Regions from separate parts of the Homo sapiens genome. Here region 2 is linked to region 1. The links are chromatin loops, found by intact Hi-C in ENCODE. Cell type or tissue: Caco-2. All regions are shown on one strand.

Region 1 (8,000 bases):
TCATGGGGCATCTGGTCACTCTTCCCCCAGGATGTATTCCAGGGTATAGAAGCACAGTACAGGGACTTCATGCTATAATTTATAATTTTCCTTGACTGCAAACTCTTTTCCCTCTCTCTGGCTCAAAGCTCTTTATTGGTCATGATGGCAGAGCAGATGAGGTACCTGCTCTGTATATTCACATACCCCCTGTAATCTCTCCAGTTTTATGCCAGAGCCCTTAGTGTTTTCCCTAAAAAGCTAAGGTTGTTTTTTTCTTTGCATCTCTACTCTTTCTATCCAGTCTCCACTGGAGCAAATGTAAGCACCATGTCTCTGGGCCTGATGAGAGTGGTCAAGGGGATGAACATCGGCTACCACATTACTATCTGCTGCCTACACTTTACTCACTAGATTTTGTGCTCTTTCCGCCTTTTTTTTTTGTGGTAAACATAATATGTTTTCAGCTGATTATTGCTTATTCATGAACATAGATCCTTTGTGGTTTGCAATACAGTCATTAAGATCGTTGTACTGTTCGGCTCCCTTGCAGTCACAGGAATGAATTTCATGCTGAAATAGGACCATGAGCCCAAGTGCTGGCTGAGGCCCACTGGGCTGGGCCTTCTGGCTTGCCACTTAAAAAAGGCTTGCTATGGCAAGGGTTTTAAGCTACCCGCCTGGTCTCCCCACAGTCCTTCCCTACTTCCTTGTTCTAGTCACTTTACAATTGCTCCCTCCGGAGCTTGGCTACTTTCCCTAAGGCTTTTTCAAAGGGCCTCTTATGTGCACATCCTCCTATCTTTTCACGCTGAGGATTACTTCAAAGGCTCAGCAGCCATGGGAAGGGAAGAATGACAATAAAATAAATCCCAACTGCAGAAAGGTTTGCTTTGGCAACTGCTTGATTGTTCTGTAGGTGGGGAGGTGCCTGCTCTGACCTCTGCAGCTCACTGGTCCTCACAGCTCATTACAGATGTTTTCCTTTGGTCTGGTTTCTTACTGTCCCTTCTGAGGCTCTGAGCCCCTACTTCTAGCAGGCTTATGTAAATTTCCCCAGGCCTCAGCTGCTCCTTCTTCCATTGATCCCTTTATCTGTTGCCAAGACTGATTCTCCTAATCTTGCTCTGAGCCTCCGTGTTTCCACTCAGGAGGGGAAAGTCTCAAACACTCTGAAGGTGGGGCACTCTGCTATTTTGCGCTGCAATTTATTTCAAGGTCACTGGGCAGGACTAGAGTGAGTGACCGGAAGACTGGCCTATCAGAGAACCGGCCTATCAGAGAGCCTGCCCATCCAGAGTGCTCAGAAAACACTTGTGGGCCTCAGTCTAAATCCTGAAACCCTACCTCCAGTATTGTTGCTTTGTGCAGGGGTTGCCAATTAAAAATAAAAAATAAAACGTTGTGTGAACCAAACCAATCACTGGCTGAATTCACCTGACTGATCCCCAGTTTAGGACCCTGGAAGACTTGCCTGAACTGGGAATCCTTAATTCTTTTTAAATAATGAGGGCCTTCTCTTGTAGTGTTTTTTTGCTTTTGAAAAAGCCTGAGTCATAAAGTCCAGGAATCTGGCCCCACAGCTGCCAGGATAAATGTCTGCTTAGACATCCACGGGGATGTCTGTCCTTCAGTTGAACATGGAGGTCTGGCTAAGTGAAATATTAAATCCTTCTCTTGACGAAATAGGGCCCAGAAAGCCTCCTTCTTTCGTTGCAGACCAGGCAGGTCCCTACTGACTGGATGGCTCTTTTGCTGCTACTACTATCAAGTGAATCCAGTGGATAGGGAGGTGAAAAGGCAGGACACCCATTGATCTTTTTGGTTCTTTCCAGAGGTTCCATATCCTTGGCTTGCCTCTCATGGCTGCTGCCTTTCCCTTCCCCACTGACTCACCCACACCATGAAATGTCAGTGCAGCTGGACAAACACAGAGTGCCCAAGTTAAAGCACTAAAGACCTTTCCTGGGGCCTCAAGCATGTTGATGATGAGAGATTGTTTCTTAAAAGAAAACAGTCCCACAGAGCCTATGCCACCTGCTATCAGACACTTCCTGCCTGTGTGATATAATTTGAGAGTTGGGCTGGGCACGGTGACTCATGCCTATAATCCCAACACTTTGGGAGGCTGAGGTAGGAGGATCATTTCAGCCCAGGAGACCAGCCTAGGTAACAAAGCAAGACCCTGTCTCTACCAAAAAAAAAAAAAAAAAAAAAATTAGCCAGGCACAGTGGCAGGTGGCAGGAGGTTGAGGAGGAAGGATTGCGGGAGCCCAGTAGTTTGAGGTACCTGTGAGCCATAATGGTGCCATTGCACTCCAGCCTGGGTGACAGAACAATACCCCAACTTGAAAAAGAAACAAAATTTAAAAAATTGAAAGCAATCTTTTATGATGCATTCTCTAAATTGCTCTGAATTCTTTAGGAGGTAAATTATTTTAGTTTTGTGTTTTGTTTGCACTAAGCTAACTTAAAAAGTACTAGGACAACAAATGACCCATGTGAAATTCTGTCCATGCAATATTAGATCAAGACATGGACTAATATGGCAATTTCCAGGAGTCCTGATCGTGTGTGTGCATGCGTGCACGCAAGCGCACTAAGAACTCATTGGAAATATAATGAGAGGTGAAAATTACACTCACCAAATTCCTTTCAGGGAAAGTACTGCATGTGGTTCAAAGAAATAAAGCTCTTATACAGCCACTTGGATTGAGAATTAGAACCTCTAAGAGGCACCCTTGAATAAAAATAGTTGGTCAACTAACTACGGTCTAAGGAAGATGAGTGCAATTAACACTAAGCTTTTGTTTCCCTTAGTGAGGTGCAGCCAAGGCAGGATTGCTGGGTCAACAGAGGAGATGCTGAGTCCTGGCATCCATGTCCTCCTGCTCCACCCATCTGCCCGAACATTTTGTCATCTCCCGCAAACATTAAGCTGAAAATCCTAGAATATTTTTAAAATATTAATTTGAAACAGTGTCAAAATGTTAGCTTGCCAAGGAGCTCGCACATGTTGGCTGAGACCCTGGACCTCAGGAGTCTGACCTCTTGGAGATTTGACTGGTTAATATCATGGAGGCAGCACTGCTCATCTGGAGAGTTTTTAAAACTAGGTGATTTGAGTGTGTCCTGGTTCCAGAGCGCCCTCTTGGGGAGTGGATAGTAGATTGGGAGATCTCAGAGAACATATGCTTTAGGGATAAAAGAGGAAACAGGACATATGTGCAGTTACTCAGTCAATCTTTACAGGTCATTGCATCTAATGGTACTAAACACCCTAGTTCTATTACCCCCGGTGTAAAAGTAGGTAGCTGGGCAGACATGAGCAGGGTAGGAGAGGTCCCCACAAGGAATGTCAGGTGACCATCAGGTGATGCTCAAGTTGTTGTTAACTGTCACTCTAAAATAATAATTGGACACAGCTGGCACCAGAGAAAGGCAGGCTCCCATTAGATAGAAAACACCTGAAGTGGGTGATCAGCGGCTTCCTGATAAGATCTCAGGAGCTGAGTAAGTGGACTCAAGCATGTGCCCTAAAAGGCAAAATGGTGGTGTTTAACTGGTATATGAACTTCTTCTAAGAATATTCGGCTGGTGTATTAGTCTGTTGTCATGCTTCTATGAATTATACCCAAGACTGGGTAATTTATAAACAAAAGGGATTTAAGTGACTCACAGTTCCACATGGCTGGGGAGGCCTCAGGAAACTTACAATCATGCCAGAAGGGGAAGCAAACACATCCTTCTTCACAGGGTAGCAGGAATCAGAAGTGCTGGCAGGGGAAAGCCAGATGCTTATAAAACCATCGGATCTCATGAGAAGTCACTATCATGAGAACAGCATGGGTAACCACCCCCATAATTCAATTACCTCCCACTGGGTCCCTCCCATGACACATGGGGATTATGGGAACAACAATTCAAGATGAGATTTGGGTGGGGACACAGCCAAACCATATGAACTGGTAAGGGAAAAACACCTCAAATGAACATGCACAAAACTTTGGTAAGCACACTGCACATGTAGCCCCTCCTAAGTCCTGGCAGGCCACCACATGCAGACAGCCTGCCCCAAGGAAAAAATCAAGGGAGAGACACAAACCCTGGAACCATGCCAATGTATAAACCTCCAAGTGAAGGGCTGAAAGTGCACTTGGATCTTTCAAGTTGCCTGCTTGGCCCTCTTCCAAGTATACTTTACTTCCTTTGGTTCCTGCTCTAAAACTTGCTTTGGTCTCTCAATCTGCCTTATGCCTCTCCAGTGAATTCTTTCCTCTGAGGAGCCAAGAATCGAGTTGCTGCAAACCCATACGGATTCACTGCTGCTAACACTGGCACCATCTCATTCTCACCAAGACCCATCTGAGATGAGTTGACTCCACATAAAGAGTCTCTGGGCCCCACACCTGAAGCTCCCACCAGTAGGAATTAGGAAGGCAGGTAGCTGTACTATAGGTAAATGGACGAGGTGGAGGAGAAAGGGCCTGCAGAATGAAATGACTTTTCAGAGATTCTGGAGAGGCATCTGGGCCATGGGTAAGGCCATCTGCAGAGAGGCTGAATATGATGGACCTCCTCTGTACCCAGAAGCTATGGTCTGAACATTTGTGTTCTCTCACCCACAATCTATTATTGAAACCTAATCACCAAAGCAATAATATTAAGAGGTGAGGGCTTTAGGAGGTGATTAGGTCATGAGGGCAGAGCCACATGAATGGGATTAGTGCTCTTATAAGAGAGGCTAGAGGGAACTTATTCTGCCCCTTCTGCCACGTGAAGACACAGCTGGAATGCATCATCTATAAGGAAGGGGCCCTCACAGGACACCGAATCCGCTGGAGTCTTGGTCTCAGAATTCTCAGCCTTCAGAACTGTGAGCAATAAGTTTCTACTGTTTATAAATGACTAGTCTAAGGTATTTTTGTTAGAGGAGCCCTAATGGAAGAAGATAGAGCTATTTGGTTGAAGTCTCTTGACCTAGAATGTAGCCATAAAAGAGCCACAAAAATCTCTTTAGGTCAAATTCATGTATTCTGCCCCATGTGGTTTGCCATCCCAAGCACCTAGCTCTACCCTGTAAGTCATTATTTATGTGCCCATCTTCTCTATTAACATGGGTTCTCATTTTGTTTGCCCTGTCTTTCCAGGAAAGGATAAGCTTCTTCCTTAAGTCTCGGGCTCAGAGTAGAGCTCCATGCACAGAGAGGGCTCAGGGAATGCTAGAAGCCTATGTTTACAACAAACTTGGTCTTGCAACTTCTTCTTCTCTACAGCTTATCCCAGGTCCCTTCCGCAGTGGAAGACCCTTTCGGGCTTTACTTGAAGTTTTCACTAAAATGAAAAGCAAATGTGGTTTATTACAATTGGTCTTTGTTTAGGCAAAATGAAGTATATTTTACCCTAATTAAAATGTTAAAATGGAAAATTTGGAGTCAACCTTAGACACTTTTAAAATAAGGGACTGTGCCTGTCCATGTGCCTGTGTGTGTGTGTGTGTGTGTGCTTGGTCCTCACTTAATGTCTCTAGTTGCTCATATGTTCTTGAACTCCAAATAAATATAAGGGAAATTATTTGACTTGGTCTGCATATGGAGTTGGGATTGTTCAATCTGGAGACATGAAGTCTAAGGGGCAATAGCCTGTGGAAAGTCATTGTTAAATAATAACTTTAAAAAGAAAATCAAAAACAGGCAGGGCACGGTGGCTCACACCTGTAATCCCAGCACTCTGGGAGGCCAAGGTGGGCAGATCATTTCAGGACAGTTTGGTCAACATGGCGAAGCCCCATCTCTACTAACACTACAAAAAAAATTAGCCAGGCATAGTGGTACATACCTGTAATCCCAGCTACTAGGGAGGCTGAGGCACAAGAATCACTTGAACCTGGGAGGCGGAGGTTGCAGTGAGCCAATATCATGCCACTGCACTCCAGTCTGGGCAACAGAGACAGAGTCTGTCTAAAAAAAAAAAAAAAAAAAAAAGAAAAACAGCTTAGATTGCTGCACGAGAGATTTTTATATTAACGAAAATCATTTAATGTTGGAATAGGTTACATCAAGAAGACATAGAATTTTCTCCAAGGGTCACTAAAATAAATCTTGTAAGTTACTACATAGTTTGGCACTGGTTCTAACTGAAGGAAGGTGGGACATCTTTCCCCACATTTTTAGCTGAAGAAAATAATCCTGATAATGGTTCCTCCAGCTTTAATTTAGTTTTTGATCTTCTATGCATTTATAACCAAGGGCAAACTGGTTCTACTAGACAAATCCTGCTTAATAATACATTTTCATGAGAAAAGATAGTGTGGACTAGTACAGAAAAAGAATTTTAGGCTGGGCGAGGTGGCTCACACATGTAATCCCAGCGCTTGGGAGGCTGAGACAGGCAGATCACCTGAGGTCGGGAGTTTGAGACCAGCCTGGGTAACATGGTGAAAGCTCCTCTCTACTAAAAATGCAAAGGAATTAGTGGAGTGTGGTGGAACAGGTCTGTAATCCCAGCTACTCGTGAGGCAGAGGCACAAGAATCGCTGGAACCCGGGAGGAGGAGGTTGCAGTGAGCAGAGATGGCGCCACTGCACTCTAGCCCGAGACTCCATCTAAAAAAAAAAAAAGAAAATCAAATGCATGTGTAATTTATGTATTATTATATTGAGATCAAATTTTTAAAAAATTGTGGAAAAGAATATGCCTCAGCATCCTTTAAACACTAGAAAATAATAATCTACAATAATCTTTTAGGGTTTTGTTTTTTTTTTTGAGACGGAGTCTCACTCTGTCACCAGGCTGTAGTGCAGTGGCGAAATCTCAGCTCACTGCAACCTCTGCCTCCTGGGTTCAAGCGATTCTCCCTCCTCAGCCTCCCAAGCAGCTGGGACTACTGGTGCGTGCCACCATACCAGGCTAATTTTTTGTATTTTTAGTACAGATGGGGTTTCACCGTGTTAGCCAGGATGGTCTTGATCTCCTGACGTCATGATCCACCCACCTCAGCCTCTCAAAGTGCTAGGATTACAGGCATGAACCACTGCCTGGCCACATCTTTTATCCATTTATTTCTAGTTCATAGTTTAAAAAGTTACAACTGCTATTGATTAAACATACACACACAAAAAAATACAAGATAAACGAAACACTAGGGAAAATCTTTGCAACATGTGAAAAATGCCTATTAAAATATATAAATGGTCTTTCAAATTTATTTTTACTTTTTAATTTTTTACTAGGCAAAGAACTTTATTAACCTTTGTTTCGAACTTTATTTCCCAGCTTCTGCAGCTTAATTAGCTAAAAAGAATGATTATGTATAAGCGAAAACTAAAAAGTGCTACAGTGTCCAAGGGGCTTGGGCTTAGAAGTATAGAGATCTAGATTTTATCAGATCCATGAACAAAAATTTCTTAAAAAGCAGTCATAATAGAAAATAGCAGCTCCCAGTAACTTCTTCAAGTTTTATCTTCTTCAGAAGTCGACTCAATTCAGCTTGCCTCATTCCTGGAAGCCTCATCAAAATTCTCCACAATTCTGGAACTCCATCATCATCATCCCCTCCAGTAGCAAGTGGTGCTTTTCCATCCACAGGTTGTTTGGGCAGAACTTCAGCCAGTCTCCTTAAACTAGTCAGACTGTCTGCACCAAGCTGGCTTAAGACACTGGGTAGCATTTCTGTCACCTGCTTTGCCTCAGCATGACCTGTTATGGTGAAAGTGTTCACTGCCAGCGATGCCTGAAATTTAGGGTTGTTAAAGTGGATCACTGTTCCTTGGTTTGTAAACATATTCACCTTTTCAATACCAGAGATATTGTTTACCTGTAACTTCTTTAAGGAGAATTGAAGCTTTTTATCATCGGCTGTGGCTGTTCTATGGAAGACCTTCTTCTTTCTGTGAGCAGTTCCTTTCCCACCAATGCGCACTTGTGCCTGCAGTTTGGCGAGTTTTCCTGGTTCATGATCATTTCTTTCATCTTGTTGGAGCAGATAAGGGGCTGCTAGGGGGACTAGGGTTGGTGCTCAGG
Region 2 (8,000 bases), 59 kb after region 1:
AAGAGAAGCCTTTGATCTCTGATCTGACAGCTGCACATCTATATAAAATGAGACACTTTGACATCTGCAGCTCTGATCTCAATTGGACAGGTGGTTTCCTGCACACTAATGGAACAGAAAGACAATTGAGCATTATTAGATAAGAGAGAATGTTCTCACACACAGGAAAACAGCTTTTTCCTTTGAAAAAAAACATGATAAAGAACAGAAAATGACTGACAGAATCAGAGCTTCCTAACTGTCAGAAGAGCTGTTTCAGCTACACTCTGGCCTCTGTTAGGGGAGATTAGGATCGTTTTCAGAAAAGTATTGAACATACCTTAGCATTAGCTGACTCAGGGAGGAATTTGCTGGTAAAATAAGCCTGTTCTCGGAGTGTGCCAAAGAGCTAAGATGCAGCTTGGGTTTTTCATAAACAAAGCAAACACTTTAGTGAAGCCTAATTTATACACATTCACTGAAAAGTTTAGTAAGCAGGAAAACTTCTTAGTGGAAAACCTTTTTTGCGTCTTCATTCAGCAAATACTTATGGAGTACACACATGGCTAGATGATGGAGATACTGTAGGAAAGACAGCCAAGGTCACTCTGCCCCAGTGCCTTACAGACTAGAGGACAAGGCGGATATGGAATAATGATAACAAAACAAAACTCTGAGTCACGTTTTGTCAGAGGAAGTAGAGGTGCCATGGGAGCTTCACCCCAAGGTGACCTATCTCAAGCCAGTGACTTGGGGAAGGCATCCAGAGAACTCAAAGATGAGTAAGAATTGCCCAGTTCAAAGTGGTGAGGTGGTGGGGTATTGGGAGAGGCTTTGGGCTATTTACTGCTTAAGTGGTAACACAGGAAATATTTTTTACGTATTTCACATTCAGCATTGGATTTTCTCTTCAACACTCAAATTATTATAGTACATCCTGAAAAAAAAGTCAGCTCACATTTGTACTAGAACTATAAAGTAGAAAATAAGCATTTCTTAGGATATTAATAACAGTGGGTTCTTTTGCCTAGAAAGCAAATCCTATATTTTTATCTCATTTCTCTTGTCACATAGAAGAAGCTATGTAAAGCCAGAAGATGAGCACACATGATAGATGAGGTTGTAGAGAAACCTTATGAGCTGCTGCTGGAATGTAAAATGGTGCAGGCACTTTGGAAAACAGCCTGGCAGTTTCTCAAACAGGCAGAGAGTTGCCACATGACCCAACAATTCCACTGTTAGGTACATACACAAGAGAAATGGAAACATATGTCTATACAAAAACCTCGACATGAATGTTTATTCAAAATATCCACAATAGTCCCAAAGTGAAAACAACCCAAATGTCCTTCAGCTGCTGAATGGATAAGCAAAATGTGGCATAGCCACACAATAGAATATTATTCAGCTATAAAAAGAAATGAAGTACCGATAGACACTGCAGCATGGATGGACCTTGAAAACACGATGCTAAGTGCAATAAGTCACAAAAGTCGCATTTTCATTTATAGAAAATGTCCAGAATAGGAAAATCTATAGATACAGAAAGTAGATTAGTGGTTGCATGGGCTGGGCGATGAACAGGAGAATGGATGAGAGTCAGAGCTCAAGGGTACAAGGTTGCTTTCTGAGCTGAAGGAAACGTTCTAAAATTGTGGTGATGATTGTACATATCTGGGAATATGCTAAAAACCACTAAATTGCATACTTTAAATGGGTGACTCTTCAGGCACGTGAACAGCTCAATGAAGCTGTTGAAGCAAGCACACAAGCACCCCGTCCTTCCTAGCTAGGTAGTAGAGCCCGCTAGCACAGGTGGGTGTGGGGTTTGGCTCCTGATGCCAAAGCACAGCCCTGCTCTTCCAGGGAAGGTTCTTTGGTCTTTGCCTTCTTTTCTTTCTATTCATTTTTTTCTTCATCCTCAATAAACATCAGGAATACTTAGGTGTTATATTTTTTCCTTCTTTTTAAATCTTTATTTACTAGCCTCTGGTAATGTATTAGAGGTGCAATATCTTTAATTTTGTTTGGAATTGTGATGCTTTACCCTCTATACCATACCTAAGACCTTCATTTTCAAATGTTTACCACTGTTTTTAACCATCCCCATGTATCATTTCAGCCTTTTCCCCAGGACTTTAAGCTTGCCAGTTCTGCATTAATCTATGAGACTCAGCTTCGTGGAGTAGCTGATAACTCATGAGCCAGCCTTGATCCCATTAACTCTTCTCTCCAGGGGCCCAGGAATGGGACTGAGGTTAGACATTACTGATATGATTATCTCAACTGAACCAGTGACAGCAAACATTTTAGATGCCAGAAGAGCTGTTGGGTGAAAATTAATATTGGTGTTTATACACAGACATGGTCTGAGAGTTGCAAATAAAAAGAAAAATTAAAATTTACAAAACCACACAATTATTTGGCCACACAATCCTGTTCCCCCTTTTAATACAATAAAATTAAAAATTTTCCAACTGGCTTATTCAGCAACTTGGCAAGTCATTGCAAGTTAGAGAATTTCAAATGTCATACACGTTAGGTTTTTTAAATGTATCTTATTTGTGGACGCAAATTTACCTTTCTACAAAAGTAACACATAGCTTAATATTAAATTGTTTGCATTATATAAACACACATGAGATTGGTGGTGGAAAGTCAGCCAAGAGTAAATGAGGAGTTCATGGGAAAATCTGCTTACTTCAAAAATGTGCTGGAGCTAATTTGCAAAGAGAAGAACCCACATGTGGATTATTGAGGGTTAGCTGTGTAATCCCCAAAGAGCAAAACACTGGTTACTGATTCCTATTGAGAGAGAGAGAGAGATTTACTGCCTGTTTCTGTGCTTGAGGCATTTTACATATATTATCCCAAATATTTACGATACACTTACAAGGTAGACATTATTAGCCTCATTTTCTAGATGAGGAAACTGAGGTCCAGAGAAGCTAAGTGGCCCAAAGCCATAGAGATATAATAGATGGAGCCAAGACTTGATAGACTTGGACTTATCCGCCACACAACATTGTACCTTTTGTTCATTCATTCATCTATTCATTCATTATTGTAGTATACAAACAACTGCCTTGATTGTGCAACAGCATCTGTGTATCATAATTAGCAAAACAAAGAAAGAACAGGATAGTGGTTAATGTCTTGATTGTAAATAGTTTTAATGGAAAAGCATAAAAAGGATAGGATTACTTAGCAGAGAGTAACATCTACATAAAAACATAATTTTAAAAATCAAACATCTCCAGTCAATAGCGGACAGTCTGCCAGAAGATCTGTTAGGTCTTGAAGTCAATTGCAGCAGTGGCATCTGTCTCTTTGTGCACGCTGAGCTGCTTTAGATGTTAGTCTAAGAAAGAGTGATTTTTTTCTTTGATATGTAAAGTTCAAAGAAGCTTTGTTATACAACAAGTTGAATAATAGCATGCAGGTGAAAAGAATTCTGGGTTGACTGGTAAACTGTGGCCCCCACCCAAATTGCAAATATTTGCGCAAAATCAGGAAAGCACAAAATGGCAAAGGAGCAATGAAAGGAAATGAGCCTCTCAGGAATCTGGAAATGGACTTTGATGCCCTTTGATTTTATTGTGGAATCAGCAGTTTAAATCAGGCCAAGACAAATAATAACAAAAATAGTAGTATTTTATCTCTTGATTGTGTGTTCAGGCTAGATAGTCACTCAACTCATGCAAAACAGAACACTCGAAGTTCTTAAGAGGAGCGATTTTACCAATAATCTTCATTATTATTATTAATTTTAAGGAGAGGAGCCATTCTCACCCCCCTCATTCTCACATTACCATGTTGGAAAACCTCTCCGGAAGGCTACACATTGGCAATATTCCAAAAATGTCCCTTGCAGTAGAGTAGGAAGGAGCCGGGAAGGCTGCTGACCACTGTGCCTCCCCCAATTCTGTTTTAGGCTAGGGAAATGTGGTAGACAGTATAATGGCCCTTCAAAGATGTCCACATTTCAATCTCTAGAACCCATGAATATGCTACCTCACGTGGCAAAAGGGACTTTGCAGAAGTGATTAAGGACCTTGAGATGGAGAGATTATCTTGGATTAGCCTGGCAGGCCCAATCTAATCACGAGTCCTGAAAAGTGAAGAACCTTTCCCAGCTGTGGTTAGAAAAAGTTGTGACAATGGAAGAAGGGTCAGAGTGATCCTATGTTGCTGACGTGAAGATGGAGAGTAAGGGCCATGAGTGTGGGCATCCTTCAGAAGCCAGGAAAGGCAAGGAAAGGAATTCCCTGCCTAGAGCCTCCAGAAAGGAGTGCAGCCCTGCTGACAGCTCGATTTTAGCCCAGCCAGATCGATGTTCGACTTCCGGTATAAGAACTATAAAACAATATATTTGTGTTGTTTAAAGCCACCAAGTTTATAGTAATTTCTTACAACAGCAACAGAAAACTAATACAGGAGAGACCAAGTCAAGGCAGTTAAAGAGCCTGAGGCTTTTCATCAGCATGTCCTTTCTCCCTGCTGCTCCATGTTAAACCAGGCGATGGGTACGTCGTGGTTAGGGAGGACACCTAAGTAATTTTTGACCAAAATCAAAGCCTGTTAAATTCCTTGTTACTTTTACTGATCTGTTAGATTGTGATTTTGTTTTTATATTCACTAAAGGATATGAATTGTATATTAATGTCTTTGATATCATTTCTTTGCCTTTCCTCTATCTGAAGACCTACATTTAATTATTAATCAAAAGAGCACCACCTCTTTTACTATAAAGAAATCTACCCTATAGCCAAGGGCGATTTTTACCTTAACACTGGTGGCTTCAGTTGGACCAAACAATGTAAAACCAAACAGTATTCGCTAGGCCCACAAACTAATATTATCATTATTATCACTATGACAAATAACAAAACTTGGGCATATTCAAATATATTTATCACTATTTCTCAAAACAACCCTTGTGCACATTCTATTTATAAACAAATTAATTAAAAGCATTTGGTCTTAGGCCCACATATGAATAAGGTATAAAGTAATAACTCAAATTAACTTTCAAAGGGTAGGTCCTCAATCACAGACCTTTCTGGATTTAACAAAACCAGGTCATCTGACTCTCTTTGTTACATAAGCCAGGCTAACATCTCCTCTTTGAAGATTATCTTCTATCCTTTTATGTCAGAAGTGGAAGAGTCAGAAAAAAATGCTTGTATTTTACACTCACAACTTATTTCCATCCATATTACCACTTTCCAACTCTTATAACCATTCCTCTCTCATTTACTCACTCTCTTTCCCACTCATCACAGCCTCCCCTTACCCCAGAGGGATGGTCTAAATTTCATTCCCTATTGCCAAAGCCTAAATGATAAAAAATTAAATATATAAAGAACTTACCTGGCTGGGCACAGTGGCTCACACCTGTAATCCCAACACTTTGGGAGGCCGAGGCAGGTGGATCACCTGAGCTCAGGAGGTCGAGACCAACCTGGCCAACATGGTGAAACCCCATCTTTACTAAAAATACAAAAAATTAGCCAGGCATGGTGTTGGGCACATATAATCCCAGCTACTCAGGAGGCTGAGGCAGGAGAATCGCTTGAACCCGGGAGGTTGGGGTTGCAGTGAGCTGAGACTGCGCCATTGCACTCCAGCCTGGGTAACAAGAGCAAAACTCCTTCTCAAAAAAAACACAAACAAACTGTGACAAAGCTTCAGATCATTCATTTAGCATTGTGAAAGGCAGGTTACTCTGACGTATGAATGAAGGTTAAGCTTCAGGCCGCTCTCATGGTGGGTCGTGTCATGCCTGGGCTCCTTACAAGGTCCTAGGAAGTATCCTGACACATGCATTCACATACTTGTAGATTTTTGTAAAATTTGCAAAAGTAAATATTTTTATCTTTTCTTTCTTTTTTTTTCTTTTTCGTTCTTTTTTTTTTTTTTAAGAAATAAGGTTTTGCTCTGTGGCCCATGCTGGAGTGCAGTGCCATGGTCATAGCTCACTGCAGCCTTAAACACCTTGCTCTGCCTCCCAAGTCACTTGGATTATAGGCTTGAGCCACTGCACCTGGCTCAAAAGTAAAATATTTTTATTGCAATTGGTTATGACCCTTGTCTCTTTCCACTTTGACTTCCCATCTATTACATTGCAGTCAGGTGGTATTACTGGGGACGTAAGTGTTTTGGGGAGCTGGCTAAGAGGAAGTTGAATTGGGGAATATATTAAATAAATTGTGGTTTTAGCAGGATATATTTATGAGGGTCAAGTGACTTCCTTACATAGTTAAGCTATTACTGGCTGATCTGGCATAGAAATGGCTTCTGGATTCTCCTCCTGCCCTTGAGCCAACATTACCAGGCATGATGTTGAAAGGACTAGGGCCAGAGGCCATATCAGGATAAGAACCTGCCCTGTAGTAGGAGTATGTGGGGAGAGAGATAAGCAAGGTCTGCAATGTGCAGAGCCAGAAGCAATTCTGTGGAAAATTCCTTCGAACATCAGACATGTAAACTTGTAAACAAAGAATTCAATTCTCATCAATGCCCCATCAAGACAGAAATTCTCTCCTGTTTAGGAATGTACATTATACATAATTATAAACCCAAAATACATTTTCATGAAAATCATCTAAAGTAGATTTTATCAGAATTCTTGGGTTTCTGATGCATAATCCTGTAGCAGTGAACACATCTATGTGTGAGGTTGCATGTTTTATGCATCCCATCTATCAATAATAAAACACAAATTTAGACCAACCATGCTAGAGGAAGGCTGTTTTCTATCTTTAGAAAGCTGTGTTACAAAATTGATGTTAAAGAGGTGATCAAAGAATATGCAGCCAAAATATGCAGAAAAATATATTATAAAAAGCTGTCAGAGAATTAAAAAAAAATTGGGTTCTAGATGTATGGGTATTCATAGTATTTATCATCTTTCTAATGTTTGTAATTTATTTTTTATTTCTTTTTATTCTAAATAAATATTTACTTTTGTATCTAATTTTATATTTATAATTTTATACTCTTTTTCTTAAAGAGAAGATTAAATAAACTTCAAGCCTCCCAAAAGCTAGATCCTCTCCTCCTGCATCCAATTCTAATCACTGATTACCCAAATTTGTCAATTCATGGTAAAGGCCTTCATTGCCCATTGGCAGTCTCTGGTTTGCTCGGTTATCTTTCTTTGTTTTAAATTAGAGACAGGGTCTCTGTCTGCCACCCAGGCTAGAATGCAATTGCAAGATCCCAGCTCACTATGGCCTTGAATTCTTGGACTTAACGAGATCCCCCTGCCTCAGCCTCCAGTGTAGGTAGGGCTACAGGCACATGCCACCATGGCGGGCTATTTTTTTTTTAATTTTTTGTACAGAAGGGGTCTCACTATGTTGCCCAGGCTGGTCTCAAACTCCTGACCTCAAGCAATCCTCTCACCTTGGCTTATCAAAGTACTGGGATTACAGACATGCCACCGCCTGCTTCATTATCTTTAATGTCTAAAACCACAGGGAAAATAAGAGAAAACAAACAAAACATCATGATACTTTCGAGAGTGAGATTTATATCTGAGCACGTGTCAAACATCAATTACCACCCAAGTCATTTGTAAATCTCTGCTTCCAGTGGAACCCAACTTAAGAAACATACCTGTATTGGTTTAATAGGGCTAACACAACAAAGTACCACAAACTGGGTGGCTTAACCTACAAGTGTATTGTCTCTGTCTGGAGGGCAGAAGTCGGAGATCAAGGAGTTGGCAGGGCTGGTTCCTTCTGAGGACATGAGGGAGAATCTGTTCAGTGCCTCTCTCCTAGCTTCTGGTGGTTGCTGGCAATCGGTGTTGCTTAGCTTATAGTTGCATGACCCCGATCTCTGCCTTCTCTTCACATGGCATTCACAGGGAGAACAGTCAACTGGAGTCGGGACCACTTTAATGATTTCATCTTAACTTGTCTACATCTGCACAAGCCCTGTTTCCAAATAAGGTCACATTTCTGAGGTACTAGGGCTTGAGACTTCAACATATCTTTTTTGGGGGGACACAA

The links. A loop is a pair of places that touch in the nucleus more often than their neighbours do. Peaks named below come from ENCODE experiments on the same cell type or tissue, not always from the same donor. Only the 100,000 strongest peaks of a DNase experiment are listed, where the experiment ranks them.
Region 2: it touches region 1 in a loop (3-fold over the local background); 2 of 110 quality-filtered maps call a loop at or near these places.

What each region holds. Positions count from the first base shown.
Region 1 is chr4:98,740,694-98,748,693 of GRCh38, reverse strand. It overlaps the pseudogene BTF3P13. Among named protein-coding and RNA genes, the nearest start is that of TSPAN5-DT, 86 kb to the right of the region's middle. RefSeq lists enhancers at 138-688, 689-1,239. In Caco-2, a CTCF peak has its summit at 3,085 (motif pointing left); DNase peaks (open chromatin) are centred at 953 and 3,093.
Region 2 is chr4:98,681,249-98,689,248 of GRCh38, reverse strand. No RefSeq gene overlaps it. Among named protein-coding and RNA genes, the nearest start is that of TSPAN5-DT, 26 kb to the right of the region's middle. RefSeq lists cis regulatory regions at 1,977-2,403, 6,138-6,593. In Caco-2, no CTCF peak of the experiment used is centred here; DNase peaks (open chromatin) are centred at 3,468 and 6,338.